Linked DNA regions of Homo sapiens: regions 2 and 3 are each linked to region 1. Evidence: chromatin contacts called from ENCODE Hi-C or POLR2A ChIA-PET data. All regions are on one chromosome and are shown on one strand. The core of a region is the stretch at or near the end of the contact, and the rest is flanking DNA. Distances in the headings are between cores, read along the strand shown. Region 1 holds the start of C1orf35 (chromosome 1 open reading frame 35). Region 2 has its middle 9.9 kb from the start of PRSS38. Region 3 overlaps OBSCN (obscurin, cytoskeletal calmodulin and titin-interacting RhoGEF).

Region 1 (2,933 bases), core at 326-2,825:
CACTCTTAGGGTCAGGCCCAGGCTCACCATCCAGGAGAAGCCCTGGAGGTGCCACCCACGGCAGGAAAAGGCCCCGCCCCAGGTCCTGAGTGCCCTCCCACGGCACAGCGCCCGACCACTGCCAGTACTTAGGACCTCTCTTCAAGGGTGACCCGAGAAACTCCCCTAGAGAAAAACCTAGGAGTAACTGGGACAGGAAGTAAAGTAGGGCAGGCCACCCGCCGGGCCGGTGCGCCAAGAGAAGCTGCCACCTGCCCGAGTGGGAGCCGCTCCGGTCCTCCCGAGACCCCCCACCCCGGGGCACAGCTAGCCCAGGTGGCACAGCCTCACCTGCTTTCCGTCTGATCCTCCGCCCGCGGCTTCCTCCTGGCCGAGGCTGCCGAGGTCCCGGGCCCGCCGCTCTCTACGCGGTGATGCTGCGGGAGAAGCGAGCTCTGCGGAGGAGTCTGCGGGCCGGCCCCACACCACGCCCCGCAGCGCCCCGGGGAGCTCCGTTCAGTGCCCCCGCCCCGCCCCACCCCTGTTAGCCCCTGCTGCGGTCAGGCGGGGCGGGGGATTACCGTGAACACAGACAGCCCCAGTTTGGCGGCCTCCTTGTCCTCTCGGGACATCGCCACGCGGCCCACGGAGCCACTGCAGGGACATGGCGATGAAGACAGTACGGCAGGGGTCCGCCTCACCCGAGCAATCGAGCCCAGTGCTGCCCTCCCCTGGAAACCCGCCCGCACCTTGCGCTCCCCAGCCCCAGCAGCCGGTCCACGCCCTTCTCCTCGGGGTCGCCTCCTTCCCGCTTGCAGACCTCCGCGAAGTCCTGCAGGTGCGAGAGCACAGGGAGCGCTCGAGTCGGCCCCACACCCACGGCCCTCCACGCGCCCCCCACCCCGGGGAGTTACCTCCTTGCTCAGGCCCGTGGGCTGCTTCTTCACGTTCTTGTAGCCACTGCGAGAGGGCCGGGGCAGGCGTCAGGACGGACGGACCTCCTCCCACCACAGGTCCTCACCACTCCAGCCTTCGTCCTCAGGGTCCCGCCCGCGCGAGTCCCCGCAGCCCCGCTCCCGCCCAGCCCGACCCCCAGTCCCCGGCCCCGGCCCCACCCTGCCCCGGCAGCGCCGTCCCAGGCACCGACCGCTGCCGTCCGCGGACACTCACAGGGCGGCCAGCAGCGCCTCGCGCTCCGCCTCCCGCACGGCTGCCAGTTCCTCCTCGCGGCTCGGGCCCGCGCATGGCGCCCGGCCCTTGGCGTACCAGGTGAGGTCGCGGCCCTTCTGCCAGCGGCCTACCGGCGCCATCAGCGAGTTGCCTGCGGACGTAGACGCTGTGAGTCCAGCGCCCGCCCGGGATCCCGGAGCCCGGAGCCCGGAGCCCGCCCACCGCGCGCACCCACCCAGGTAGTTCTCCCGCTGCTTGTCAGTCTTCACGTCCTCCCAGTTGAACTGGTCCTGCCCGCCGCGCACGCCTCCACGACTGGAGCCGAACATGGCGCCGGGAAGGCAGTTGCCTGGGGCCTGCGGCTTGCAACCTGCAACCCGCAACCCGAGACCCGCTACCCACTACCGTCGGACCCAGGCCCGACCCCGCCTCCGCGTCGCGCGCCGTGACGTCACTCCCGCGCCCACTCGGCTTCGCCGCGCGCCTCTGCGCAGCGCACTGCCCCGGATCTGTGCTCCCGCGCATCACCTCCACGTCGGCTTTGGGCGCCTGCGCACTGCGCCTACCCTGCCGGGCGCGGGAACGCCTCTGAACTGGAAGTTTAAAAATGGTTAAAACGGGGCCGGGCGGAGTGGCTCTCGCCTGTAATCCCAGCAAGTTGGGAGGCCGAGGCGGGCGGATCGCTTGAGGTCGGGAGTTCGAGACTAGCCTGTCCAACATGGTGAAACCCGGTCTCTACTCAAATACAAAAATTAGCCGGGTGTGGTGGTGCACACCTGTAATTCCAGCTACTCAGGAGGCTGAAGCAGGAGAATCACTTGAGCCGGGAGGCAGAGGTTGCAGTGAGCCGAGATCGCGCCACTGCACTCCCGCCTGGGCGACAGAGCGAGACTGTCTCAAAAATAAGAAGTTAAAATGGGCCAGGCGCGCGCGCGCCCCTGTAGCCCCAACGCTTTGAGGCTGAGGCGGGAGGATCTCGAACCCAGGACTTCGCGCCACTGCACTCCAACCTGAACGAGTGAGCGGACCCTGTCTCATAAAAAAAGAAAAAAGAAAACACACAAGATGCGCCTAGTTAACACCGCCAATTGGTCACTGCTAGTCGCGATTCCATATCGGGAGCTTAACAAGGTAATGACCTTAATGATTTGTGGAATTTCTGAGTATTACCCAGTAAACTTCTGGATGAACCAGCAGCTACCCAGACACCCTCAGAGCACTGGTCCTATCCCTGCCGTGTTAAACTGAATGTGCACCCTAACTCCCATGTGAAATCCTCACCCCAAGGCGTTGGTGCTTCGGAGGTGACTAGGTCATGAGGACAGAGCCTTCATAAAAGGGACCCCAAGAGCTTTGTGCAGCTTTCTACTGTGTGAAGGCAGCGGGAAGGAAGTCTGCAGTCTGGAAGAAACCCCTTACCAGAACCTCAGCGTGCTGGGCACCCTGATTTTGGAGGTTGTGACGTACCCCTGCTTCCCCTTTCCACTTTCATTCCCAGTGCTGACTGAGAAACAGAGTCCCTTGGCCACTCTGTGACTTCGCCAACTGTATAATTTCCTCTGCAGACTTGAACCCGAGCCATAGCCATGAACGTTCCCAGGCACAGATGACAGTAACTAGGTTGTTGCTCAAAACACAGAAAGAAACTGGACTCAGCCTGAGCCAGATTCCTCAAACCCTCATATAAATTCCATTCACCAACCCCCTCCCCCACGGACATACCTAGAGAGAACTTCATTTCTCTCACTGCCTATTGCAAGAACTGCTGCAGCCCACTCTGTACA
Region 2 (2,933 bases), core at 270-2,769, 300 kb before region 1:
CTAATCTTTCTATCTATAACATCTAATCTACCATTAATGTTATCCATTATACTTTTAATTTCAGACATTATTCTTTCATTTCTATAAATTGTTTGTCTTTTTTACATCTTTCAGGTTTCCATGTAAATTTTTGATCTCATGGAATGCAGTTATAATATCCGTTTTAATGTCCTTGTCTACTCATTCTGACATTTGAGTCAGCCACTGGTCAGTTTCAGTTGACCAATTATTCTACTCATTATGGGTTGTGTTTTCTTGATTCTTTATATGCCTGGTATTCTTTGAGTACTGCTCAGTCTAGTGTGAATTATTCCTTATTGCTCAGGCAGGAACATCATACGAACAGGAATTATGAACTTTTCATATCTGGCTAGTAGAAACAGGCACTATTCCCAGCCCTGGATATAAGCACTGAGTAGTATTTTCTTTCTTTTGGGAAATTCTTTATCCAGCCTAGGGTATGTTTCTCATATGCTCGTGCTGATCAGCACTCAGCTAAGTATGTAAAGTAAACTTTCTTCAGTTCTCTAAGGTTCTCTCTGTCTGCATATCTTACATCTCTGGTACTCTGTCCTGAGAACTCTAGTCATCTTGGTCTCCTGGACTCTCACCTGTCTCATCAATTCAGGTACTCTGCTAGGCTCAATATGGGTTTCTTCTTCTTGTGCTATGGCCTGGAAGCTGAGACAATCACAGGGCTAACTCCTTTTCTTTCCTGTCTCTCAGGGATGGCAGTCATTCATTGCTTGATGTTCAAGTCCTGAAAACTCATTTTTCTATATTTATTCTTTGTTGTTGTTTCAGATGAAAGGTAAATTTGGCTCTTGTTACTACCTCTTGGCGGCCAGAAGTATAAATTATTTTTATTGTTTGATTCAAACAAAATTAAAACAAAAATAGTGCTTTAAAAACAGTACATGTATACAGCATTGAAGTACATTCATACTTTTCCTTTTAGAGCATCTTTTTTTTTCTTCCCATTCTGGGTAGTTTCTTCTGACTTATCTTCTAAATCATGAATTCTCTCTTTATCTGGGTCTGAACTGTTGTTAAAGCCATTCAGGGAGTTCTGAATTTAGAGTCTGTGCCTTTCATTTCTTGAAGTTTCTTTTTGGTTCGTAAAAATAATCTCCATCAAATTTATAGTTTCCAGTTGTTGCAAAAAATTCACAAGCCTAGTTTTATCCCCTAGAGCATAATAAGCACATTCATTTTACAGTTTTGGCTGATAATTCAAGTATTTGCATTTCTTCAGGTCTGATTTTCTATTGTTTCTCGGTCATGGTATAATATCTCACATTTCTGGTCATCTTTGTTTATGTGCTGAAAGGTATTTAAATTTTATTTTTAGAAATAATTTAAAGCTAGGGGTGATATTATCATCACCTTAAGAGGATTATTATCTGCTTCTGCTAAGCACGTGGGGGCACTAGCAATCTGGATTTACCTTACACCAAGTTCAGGGCTTGAGATTTTCCGAGCCACCAAGATGACTCAAAGCTGGGCTTCAGTCCATCAAAGGGTTGGTTTACTTCTGATTCACCCTTACTCCTAGGGTACATCCATTCTTGTTTTCAGCCCAAAGCAGGTGTGGTTTAGCATGGTCCACACCCTTGGTGAATCCTAGACTCCCACATGTGTTTCCTTAGACTAAAAAGACTGCCAAAAAAATGACACAAAGTCACTTGGCTGCCCTTTCTTAAAGGGCAGAAACAAGCTTGAATGCTTAGATCTCCTCACTCCTCTCGATATTATTCTGGTGATTCATTGCCATGTTTTTGATATTTCCTGCTTCTATGGAGATGGCTTTTATGTTTTGTCATAAATTGTTAATTGTGGCCGGGCACGGTGGCTCATTCCTATAATCCTAGCACTTTGGGAGGCTGAGGCGGGTGGATTGCTTGAGGCCAGGAATTCAAGACCCAGCCTGGCCAACATGGTGAAACCCTATCTCTACTAAAACACAAAAAAACTAGACCAGCATGGTAGCACATGCATATAATCTCAGCTACTTGGGAGGCTGAGGCACAAGAATCGCTTGAACCCGGAGGCAGAGGTTGCATTGAGACAAGATTGTGCCACTGCACTCCAGCCTCAGTGACAGACCGAGACTCTGTCTCAAAAAAAAAAAAAAAAAAAAAAAAAAAAAGAGTTGTGTTGATTGGGAAGGCTGGCCCTTATTACATTGTTCACCATTATTGGAAACGTGTCTATATTTCAGTCTAAAGTCATAAAGTGTTCTCTTTGTCATTTAAGGGTTTGCTTTTTTTAAAAAATAAAGCATGAGATAGGGTTCTTATTTCATTTTTCCCCATGTGGATAACCACTTTTCCAAGAACCATTCATTGAATAGTTCCTCTTTTCCCCACTGATCTCCCATGCCACCTCAGTCATGTATTGAAATTCCATACCTATAAGGATTTAATTCTGAGCTCGGCTCCTGTAATGGACTGAATGTTTGTGTTCCCCCCAAATTCAGATGTTGAAATCCTAACCCCCAGTGTAATGGTATTAGGAGGTGGGGCCTTTGGGAGATGGTTAGGTTGAGAGTGGCGTCTTCATTAATGGCATTGGTTCCCTTATAAAAGGGGACCCTGAGTACAATTTTATTTATTTATTTATTTAATTATTTTATTTTTTTAGAGTTTTGCCCTTGTTGCCCGGGCTGGAGTGCAATGGTGCGATCTCGGCTCACCGCAACCTCCGCCTCCCAGGTTCAAGAGATTCTCCTGCCTCAGCCTCCTGAGTAGCTGAGATTACAGGCATGAGCCACCATGCCTAGCTAAATTTTTGTATCTTTAGTACAGGGTTTCTCCATATTGGTCAGGCTGGTCTTGAACTCCCGACCTCAGGTGATCCGCCTGCCTTGGCCTCCCAAAGTGCTGGGATTACAGGTGTGAGCCATCGCACCCGGCCCCTGAGTACTCTTTTAT
Region 3 (2,933 bases), core at 306-2,805, 280 kb after region 1:
AGACAGCAGTGCTGCGCGAATACGAGGCCCTCAAGGGCCTGCGCCACCCGCACCTGGCCCAGCTGCACGCAGCCTACCTCAGCCCCCGGCACCTGGTGCTCATCTTGGAGCTGTGCTCTGGGCCCGAGCTGCTCCCCTGCCTGGCCGAGAGGTGAGGGTGGCCTGGGGTGGTGTGGTTGAGCTGATGGACGGACTGATGGACTGATGGACCCAGGCCTCTGGGGTGGGGCTGGAGGACCAGGCCCCTCTGCACAGCCAGTGCCCCTCCCAGTCCACGGGGAGTAGTCTCAGCCCTGGCCCTGGTGGCCCCCACCCCGGAGCCTGGGCTGAGCAGCTTCTGCCCCCCAGGGCCTCCTACTCAGAATCCGAGGTGAAGGACTACCTGTGGCAGATGTTGAGTGCCACCCAGTACCTGCACAACCAGCACATCCTGCACCTGGACCTGAGGTCCGAGAACATGATCATCACCGAATACAACCTGCTCAAGGTCGTGGACCTGGGCAATGCACAGAGCCTCAGCCAGGAGAAGGTGCTGCCCTCAGACAAGTTCAAGGACTACCTAGAGACCATGGGTGCGTGTGTGGACAGTTGGGGGGACCTCACCTGGGGCGGGGGGCAGGAAGAAGCCCCCTCTCCTCCAGTGCTGTCCTCTCTCCCAGCTCCACTGCCACCCACTCAGCCACACACCTGGCCCACACACCTGTGCCCCACCTATCCCACCTGGGACCACTCACTCATGCCCACCACCTGTGTCCCTCCACCTGAGCCCAACCACATGTGCCCCTCCCAGCTCCAGAGCTCCTGGAGGGCCAGGGGGCTGTTCCACAGACAGACATCTGGGCCATCGGTGTGACAGCCTTCATCATGTGAGTCCTCCAACCTGTCTGGGGGTTGCTAGGTGGGCGGGGCAGTCTCCCCCCTCCACCCGAGGGTGACCTCAGGGCCCCTGCACCCCCGTCCACCTGAGGGTGACCTCACGGCCCCTGCACCCTCGTCCACCCGAGGATGACCTCACGGCCCCTGCACCGGCCACCCGAGGGTGACCTCAGTGCTCCTGCATCCCCTCCCCCTCCGCCCTGGTCTACCCAAGGAGGGTGACCTCAGGGCCCGTGCACCCGCCACCTGCGCAGGCTGAGCGCCGAGTACCCGGTGAGCAGCGAGGGTGCACGCGACCTGCAGAGAGGACTGCGCAAGGGGCTGGTCCGGCTGAGCCGCTGCTACGCGGGGCTGTCCGGGGGCGCCGTGGCCTTCCTGCGCAGCACTCTGTGCGCCCAGCCCTGGTAAGGCGCGCCCCTCTCCTCCTCCTTCTCCCCGCCCCCTCCTCCCGTCCCGCCCCCTCCTCCTTCCGTCCCGCCCCGCCCCGCCCCCCCACTCCCTTTCCCCTCGGTACTCTCCCTTCCCCCTCTCCCCTTTTCCACTTGCCTTCCCCACACCCCTCCCGCCGCTGGGCCACGTGCTGAGCCTATGTCCGTCCCAGGGGCCGGCCCTGCGCGTCCAGCTGCCTGCAGTGCCCGTGGCTAACAGAGGAGGGCCCGGCCTGTTCGCGGCCCGCGCCCGTGACCTTCCCTACCGCGCGGCTGCGCGTCTTCGTGCGCAATCGCGAGAAGAGACGCGCGCTGCTGTACAAGAGGCACAACCTGGCCCAGGTGCGCTGAGGGTCGCCCCGGCCACACCCTTGGTCTCCCCGCTGGGGGTCGCTGCAGACGCGCCAATAAAAACGCACAGCCGGGCGAGAAGTCTTCCGTCTCGTTGCATTATTTTCTTTTGGGGAGGAGAGGGAGTGAGGGCTCTGTCCCCGCCTTTCTGGCTGGGGCGCCGATCAGGCTGCCCCGCTGTGTTTGGGCCTGTGAGCCCCTTAGAAGGCGTCCTTAGGGGTCGCTCCCTCACTCCGATGCTCCGCGCGTTCAGCCCCTCGGGGCGTCTCCGTCCTCACACCCATGCGCGTTTATTCCACCCGCCGTGCGCCTTCCTCTCTTCCATCACGCTGACCTGCAGCCCCGCAGCCCGCTTTCTCCGCCGTCGGGCCAGCCGCTTGTTTCCACAACTTCTCTGCCCCGGGAAGAGTTCTTGGGCAAAGCGTGCAAGCGAGGGCGAGAAGCCGCGGGCCACGATCCGCTGGAGGAGAGGAGGCTTCAGAGTCGCTGGCGCGTGGCCTCGGTGAAAAGCAACCCAGTGTTTGAGATTCCATGGGCAATGACTACGCTGGCCGAGCCCCGCCCTGCCCCTTGCCAGGAGTGCAGGAAGCCTGGGCCGTGGGGTGCGCGCGTTGTCTCTCAAACGCTGCTGAATGTCCTTTCTCCTATTCTTTGACGTGGGAAAGGGAACTTGAGATAGGTGCAGCCCAGGAGACCTGGGAGCTGGCAGGGAGGGCCTTCTCCTCTTGCACATAAAACCTTTTGCAGAGGTCCCTCAGACACAAGGCCAGGCCCCTCATACCTATGTCTAAGCATAGATGGAGAGGAGGCTAACCGACCCCTCTTGGCTAAAATGGGTCATGCTGATTCCTGGCCAGCTTAGATTTATGGGGACATCCAGTGATGGAGTTGTCCTGGCTCTCTCTGACAGCATGCAACCCAGAATGAGGCCCGGTTGTTTTAAACACTCCTTTTAATCACCAAAACAGTCAGCTCTTCATAGCATCCTCTTCTCGAGCAGCCCCAGGGTTCCCGGGGTGGGGATATGATCTCCACTGTCCCCAGCAACAAGGCTGACGTTGGACGACAGCTTCGTTCCTGGGGGGCTGGGGCTGCAGGGTGTAGACAGCAGTCTCTACCCTCCTGATTCTCAGCTCATCTCAGGGGCCCAATGACGACCACATGCTGATGGGTCCATTCTGCAATGTCCAAATGCTGAACACCTCCCCTGAAATCTTACTGAGCCCAGGACACTTTGAATCAAAATCCAAGCATCGGCCAGGCACAGTGGCTCACACC

Evidence for each region. A loop is a pair of places that touch in the nucleus more often than their neighbours do. ChIA-PET counts read pairs that join two places held with the same protein, here RNA polymerase II (POLR2A). Pooled maps may share reads with other maps.
Region 2: a loop to region 1 is called in a pooled map, with 2.5 times the contacts of the local background. The contact joins the enhancer-like site here to the promoter of C1orf35 in region 1. A Hi-C loop is called at or near these places in 1 of 50 pooled maps. POLR2A ChIA-PET finds 5 or more read pairs at or near these places in 2 of 52 experiments (AG04450 and activated CD8-positive, alpha-beta memory T cell).
Region 3: a pooled map shows a loop between it and region 1 (6-fold over the local background). The contact joins the enhancer-like site here to the promoter of C1orf35 in region 1. A Hi-C loop is called at or near these places in 4 of 50 pooled maps.

The regions. Positions count from the first base shown.
Region 1 is chr1:228,101,750-228,104,682 of GRCh38, forward strand. C1orf35 (chromosome 1 open reading frame 35) reads right to left here and starts at 1,576. Exons shown (of 8, transcript NM_024319.4): 1 at 1,385-1,576; 2 at 1,150-1,300; 3 at 894-939; 4 at 729-811; 5 at 561-633; 6 at 331-416. The coding sequence starts at 1,478. RefSeq lists enhancers at 1-342, 343-1,062, 1,063-1,783, 1,784-2,503 and silencers at 411-490, 741-910, 1,071-1,340.
Region 2 is chr1:227,804,277-227,807,209 of GRCh38, forward strand. No RefSeq gene overlaps it. Among named protein-coding and RNA genes, the nearest start is that of PRSS38, 9.9 kb to the right of the region's middle. Within about 2 kb of position 1,520, at least 4 of the 41 ENCODE cell types and tissues checked have a DNase peak (open chromatin) inside an H3K27ac peak, as active enhancers do.
Region 3 is chr1:228,377,141-228,380,073 of GRCh38, forward strand. It overlaps OBSCN (obscurin, cytoskeletal calmodulin and titin-interacting RhoGEF), which reads left to right. Exons shown (of 116, transcript NM_001386125.1): 112 at 1-151; 113 at 349-572; 114 at 791-866; 115 at 1,131-1,280; 116 at 1,478-1,736. The coding sequence ends at 1,655. Among named protein-coding and RNA genes, the nearest start is that of TRIM11-AS1, 16 kb to the right of the region's middle. RefSeq lists an enhancer at 1,458-1,527. Within about 2 kb of position 1,556, at least 19 of the 41 ENCODE cell types and tissues checked have a DNase peak (open chromatin) inside an H3K27ac peak, as active enhancers do.